Linked DNA regions of Homo sapiens: region 2 is linked to region 1. Evidence: read pairs that join two places in POLR2A ChIA-PET (ENCODE). Cell type or tissue: PC-9. All regions are shown on one strand. Links, peaks and the distances in the headings refer to the core of each region. The heading gives the core; the rest is flanking DNA.

Evidence for each region. ChIA-PET counts read pairs that join two places held together with the same protein. Peaks named below come from ENCODE experiments on the same cell type or tissue, not always from the same donor. Only the 100,000 strongest peaks of a DNase experiment are listed, where the experiment ranks them.
Region 2: POLR2A ChIA-PET joins it to region 1 with 7 read pairs; 2 of 35 experiments call an interaction of 5 or more read pairs at or near these places.

The regions. Positions count from the first base shown.
Region 1 is chr1:113,514,465-113,517,392 of GRCh38, forward strand. All of the region lies in intron 1 of MAGI3 (membrane associated guanylate kinase, WW and PDZ domain containing 3), which reads left to right. Among named protein-coding and RNA genes, the nearest start is that of MAGI3, 130 kb to the left of the region's middle. In PC-9, for the core only: no CTCF peak of the experiment used is centred there; a DNase peak (open chromatin) is centred at 1,227; H3K27ac peaks cover 1,212 bases.
Region 2 is chr1:113,403,471-113,406,398 of GRCh38, forward strand. The region is part of intron 1 of MAGI3 (membrane associated guanylate kinase, WW and PDZ domain containing 3); the gene reads left to right. Among named protein-coding and RNA genes, the nearest start is that of MAGI3, 14 kb to the left of the region's middle. In PC-9, for the core only: no CTCF peak of the experiment used is centred there; no DNase peak of the experiment used is centred there.

The DNA of each region.
Region 1 (2,928 bases), core at 125-2,624:
GTCCTTTGTAGGGACATGGATGAAACTGGAAATCATCATTCTCAGTAAACTATCGCAAGAACAAAAAACCAAACACCGCATATTCTCACTCATAGGTGGGAATTGAACAAAGAGATCACATGGACACAGGAAGGGGAACATCACACTCTGAGGACTGTTGTGGGGTGTGGGGGAGGGGGAGGGATAGCTTTAGGAGATACACCTAATGCTAAATGATGAGTTAATGGGTGCAGCACACCAGCATGGCACATGTATACATATAGTAACTAACCTGCACATTGTGCACATGTACCCTAAAACTTAAAGTATAATAATAAAAAAGAAAAGCAACATTTGTACCCTTGTAGTTTTCTTAAACCACAAATCCAAATTCCAATCCTAGAATGTAACTCCAGGATATGAAAGATGGGAAAGAATAATATTACAGTGTAAAATTTGAAGAAAACTAAGAGAGGAATTTTCATACTTCACTAAATTCTCACATCTAGTAGTTCTGGGTCAGTGCCCTTATTGCCCTTACCTGACATTTAAGGCATATATTGTGCATCTTTGTAAGTAAATCTGTGTGGATACAATATAGCTTTTTGAATAGATGTTGATTTTGGTTTCTGAATAAAAGTTTCTCTTGTGATGAACCTCACAGTGGCAAAATGTAGATATGAGAAGGAGAAAACCATTTCTTGAGTAAAAATGGTAAAAAAAAATTTTTTTTTTGATCTCACGGCAGCAAACTTCCAAAGGCCTTTGATGTTTGCCATTTTGTTGTGATAGTTAACTAATCTATAATGTTTGGGACTATTGAGTTTTGTGATTTGACATTTGTTGTATTGGAATCTGATCTGTAAACTAGTAGCATGGCTTGATGTAGAGCTTTGACTAAAGAGACTGAGAGAATGAAGACTAGGAAATGAATTTTTACTATCTCTTCTCAAATGTTTGTCTAAAATTAGTCAAGAACTTCATTTCATTAAAAACGTTAAAGTTTTTTTATTTATATATGACCTCCAAAAATGATTGAATATTTTTTGAATACAAATTCTGTGCCAGTCAGCACACCAGCTTTTTACATGATTATCTCATTTAATCCTTAACACAACCTCATGGAATAGATGTTATCTTCATTTACAGATAAGGAACATTGGGTTCAGAGAGAGAAGTATTTTGTTCAAGACCATTTTTTCAGCTGGTAAATACATGACAGAGGTAGGACTCAAAATTCAGGTTTTGTCTGATTCCAAAGCCTGTGTGCTTAGTCACTATTATAAAAACAAACTCATAGTTCTTGAGTGAGGGAATTATTTAAGGCTTAAGTTACATTTACCTTTTAGTTTAAAAGACAGTATATGTAGTGACTGTGTATCATGATGATCCGTGGTACTGATTATTGAAATCATTCCACAGAGGTAGGCATGTGCAGGTTGTTGAATTGTACTATTATAGATCAATTGTGCCTGGCACTGTTAACATTTTGAACTGGGTAATTAATTTGTTCTGGAGGACTGTCCTGTGTACCATAGGATGTTTAGCAGCATCTCTGGCTACACTCACTAGATGCGTATACCACTCCCTTGTGACAATGAAAAATTGTCACGACTTTCAGAAAAATCATCATCCTTCTATCTCCAACAGAAGAGTGAACTCATGTTTAACTTCATGTAGGTACAGATGGGATATTTATCAATATGTATATAGTACATAGATTAATAGACACACATATTTCCTTGTTCTGTCAGCTGACAAGGTCTAGAAGCAGTGACTGCTCAGTAGCAGTAAGCAGACCTTACATTCAAATCTTGGTTTCTAATATTCTCCAACACAAGGAACCAGGACTCCTTTTAGAAATGGCAGATTCTAGGACTGGGTTGGAAAAAACTACAAGATGAGCCTGGAGCATTTTGTAGTGCCAGAAACTAAGGAAGTTCTCACAAAAAAAAAAAAAAAAAAAAAAAAGACAAAAATCCCCCACAATTATAAGAGTATGCCAAAGGGACACAGAAACTAACAGGAGAGCTCTCAACTGCCAAATCTGGAATAATTTATGCAAAAAAAATAAATAGAATAGTATTGCATTATAACCCAAAGTATAAAACAAATATCCATGAGCCCATATTGATATAAATAAATGATCTCATAAATTAATAAATTGAAGTGAAGTAGACAAATCTCCTGTGAGGAATTCCAAATAATTTATGTAACTACCTGCCCCCAAGGTGTGGGACATAACTCCCCACTCCTTAGGTATGAGCTACCCATAGTGACTTCCTTCCAAAGAGCACAATCAGTATAGGAGAGGGAAAAATAATGCTCCAGTGGAGAAATCTGATGAATACTACCTTAGCCAGGTATTTAAAGTTAACTTCAGCAGTGATAAATCATATTGATAGTGTGTGTATCCTTAACATGAAGTAATAAGAATGGCACTTTACCTTACTCGTCTTCCTCTCAAAAACACATAACCCCAGTCTCATCGTGAGAAAAACATGAGACAAACTACAATTGAAGGATATTCTACAGAATACCTGTTTACTACTCCTCAAAATTTTCAAGGTCATCAAAAACAAGGAAAGTCTAAGAAACTGTCACAGATAAGGGAAGCCTAAGGAAATATGACAAGTAAATGTAATGTGGTATTCTGGATGCGATCCTGGAAAAGGGGAAAAAAAACTTTAGGTAAAAAATTAGGAAATTTGAATAAAATATAAACTTTAGTCAATAATGTATCAATATTGGTTCATTAATTGTGAAAAATATACCATAGTAATATAATATATTGATAATAGGGGGAATTGGTGTAGTATATGGGAACTCTATACTATCTTTACGATTTTTCTGTAAATCTAAAACTTTTCTAAAATAAAAGTTTTATTTATTTTTTTTAAAAAGGCCTCAAAACATTGCCATATGTCTCTAGGGAGCAAAATTTCACCT
Region 2 (2,928 bases), core at 140-2,639, 110 kb before region 1:
TTAATTGTAATTTTATGCAACTAAATTCTTAATAGTGGCTGTGTTTGACAACTGATTTGTGAAATTCATAAAAATTTAATAATTGGCCTTGCAAGAGAGTACAGCCAACTCCATTGCATCACTGTAAAACCTCCTAGCTGACGGTTCTACTCCTTAATTGAAAATTCTCTCTTTTTTGTTTTAGTTCAAAGCTGGAGACTGGATACTGACATGTTCATGACCTTGTGTACAAGCTGAAAGCTGCTGAAAGCTACAGGCCAATGGGGCTCTGCTTTACTTCTGCCTTCCATATCTTGTGTCCTGCATCTTAATGGTGGAATCAGATTTGCATCCAGAATACTAGCTATAAAGGAGTCTGGAAAAGACAGTTTTTAGTTTTCCAACTTCTGCGTTTCAGGAAGGCATACTACAAGGAGGAAGTCGCTGAGTGATAGCTGATCCTTTCCCAGGCACTCATCTTCTTAAACATAGTATATTAATTACAATTTAGCCCATTCTTGATGGCTCATTGTCATTTCTGTGAGCTTCTCTTTTCATAATGGCCTGTAGTTGGAATAATCATAGGGCCAAGGGATTTTAACATCTGTAGTAACTTTTTGTCCTAGGTTAGCTTGTATCTCTCCCACCTCCCATAACTGCTGCTGAGACATCTATGTTTGATATCATTTGACGTCAACCTCCCCTGCAAGCCACAGGCAGGGAGAGCACCTCACCCAAAGCAACCAGTTTATTGGCTGGTCAGCAACCTGTGATTTCTGTAGCTTAAAAAGATGAGTGGGGCTTATTGTCTTTTGAACTAAGACAAAAAGGAAAGAATTTCCAATTAAGGGTGGGAGCTTCAGCTGAGAGGTTTTGAAGTGAGTTGGCTGTATTCTTTTGCAAGACCAATTGTTAAATTTTCAAGAATTTTGTGAGTTGTCAAACAGCCATTTTTAAGAATTAAGTTGCATAATAATTTAATAAAAACAAAGATAAATACTCAAAACAAATTATTTCCTAATTATTTGCCCACATTTTACAATTATCTATGCTTTTGAATTTCTTTATATCTACTATATCTGTATGGTAGAAACACTATATAGTGGTTTGCTACTGTGCATATCTTCCCAGCTCCCTTTTCACTGTTATCACAGTTGACTATGGTGGTAGTTGTTGGCATTTCCTGAACATATCACACTGATTGTGGGGGCGGGGAGGGAGAATCAAAGTTGGAGAGGTCATGAGAAACCATGTACAAACTAAAATTATGGGAGAAGAAACTATGAGTGAAACGATGAGAAAAACCTAATGCATGATGTAGAACTGAGTGGTGTTAATAGCAGAGCACTGGAGGGAAGGGCCACAAAACTCTTCACCCCAAGGTCTAGAATCATTCTAGAATCATCCTACAAGCCTAGTTTTCATGAGATTCAGCCCTATTTTATTTCTTGCTCTTGGAATTATATGAAATTACGAATTTCTGTGTGTTGCCAGCTGTAATAGAATACCCTGGAATTTTATTTACTTTTAATTTTGTTTATTTATTTATGCTTATGTGCCATCTTCTCATGAAAAAGAGGCAGTATGTTAAAAGTTTGAGTTCAGATTTTCTGATGTAGATAAATAAGCTAAAGAAGGCAGGGTGAAGTGTGATATATGAGAATTTCCAGAGCAGGGTATTCGTAACTTGTAAGTATTTAGTCCAAGTTCCCTCTCCCAACACATTTTACACTAGAATAAGATTGAAAGGCCAGATGTGGTGGCTCACGCCTGAAATCACTTTGGGAGGCCAAGGCAAGTGGATTGCTTGAGCCCAGGAGTTCAAGACCAGCCTGGGCTACATGGCGGAACCCCATCTCTACAAAAAAATACAATAAAAGGTAACTGGGCATGGTGGTGTGTGCCTGTATTCCCAGCTACTTGGGAGGCTAAAGTGGGAGGATCACTTGAACCCAGGCAGGTCGAGGCTGCAGTGAGCCATGCTTGTACCTGCATACTGCCTGGGCAACAGAGTGAAACTGTCTCAAAAAAAAAAAAAAAAAAAAAAAAAAAAGACTGAAGGCTGTCTTGAGGAATGCCACTTATAAATACATTTTTAAAAATTCAGTAATATTTTTCATGTATAAACATTGTGGAGACTATTGTAGTTGCTTGTACAATACTGGGGCATTGGTGATATCTGTCTCTTTACTATTGTAGCTCCTGCCTACGCCTTTAGTAACTGCTAAGGTGCAGACTGTAGATCTGGACTGTCTGTGTCTGTGGCTCACAACCTCAACTTCTCTGCTGCCTTTGATTTGCTCCCTCTGCAGTTTTGTTTTCTCTGTACTCCGATTGCTTCTCCCATGCTTCTCTGCTTTCCAAAGAAAAAACTGACCTTGTATAGATCCTGTCAGCTGATTGCAGTGCTCTTAACTTCTCCATTGTGAGTTGTTCAGTCTGAGGAGTTAGGTATAAACCCAGAGTGGTATTCTCTTTTCTGTTGTGTTTGGTTTTGCTTACATATTCAGGAGCTGCTCTTTACCCCCAGAACATCCGTATATATGTTTTTTTCTGTTTCTAGATTTAAAAATATTCCAGAAGCCTGGCCTCAAGATAGATAATATTTTACTTTTAATTTGGTGCCCTTGTTTTAGAGATTTGAACTGGATTGCATTTAGTAAACCAAACCCCATCTTTAAAAAAATCATCTTAAAAAAAAATAGTGGGCCGGACATGATGGCTCACATCTGTAAATCCCAGCACTTTGGGAGACTGAGGTGGGAGGACTGCTTGAGCCCAGGAGTTTGAGACCAGCCTGGGCAACACAGTGAGACCTTTTGTCTACAGAAAAAAAAAAAAAAAAAAAATTAGCCGGGTGTGGTGGCACGTGCCTGTAGTTCCAGCTACTCAGGAGGCTAAGATAAGAGGATCACATGAGCCCAGGAGTTGGAGGCTGCAGTAAATTAT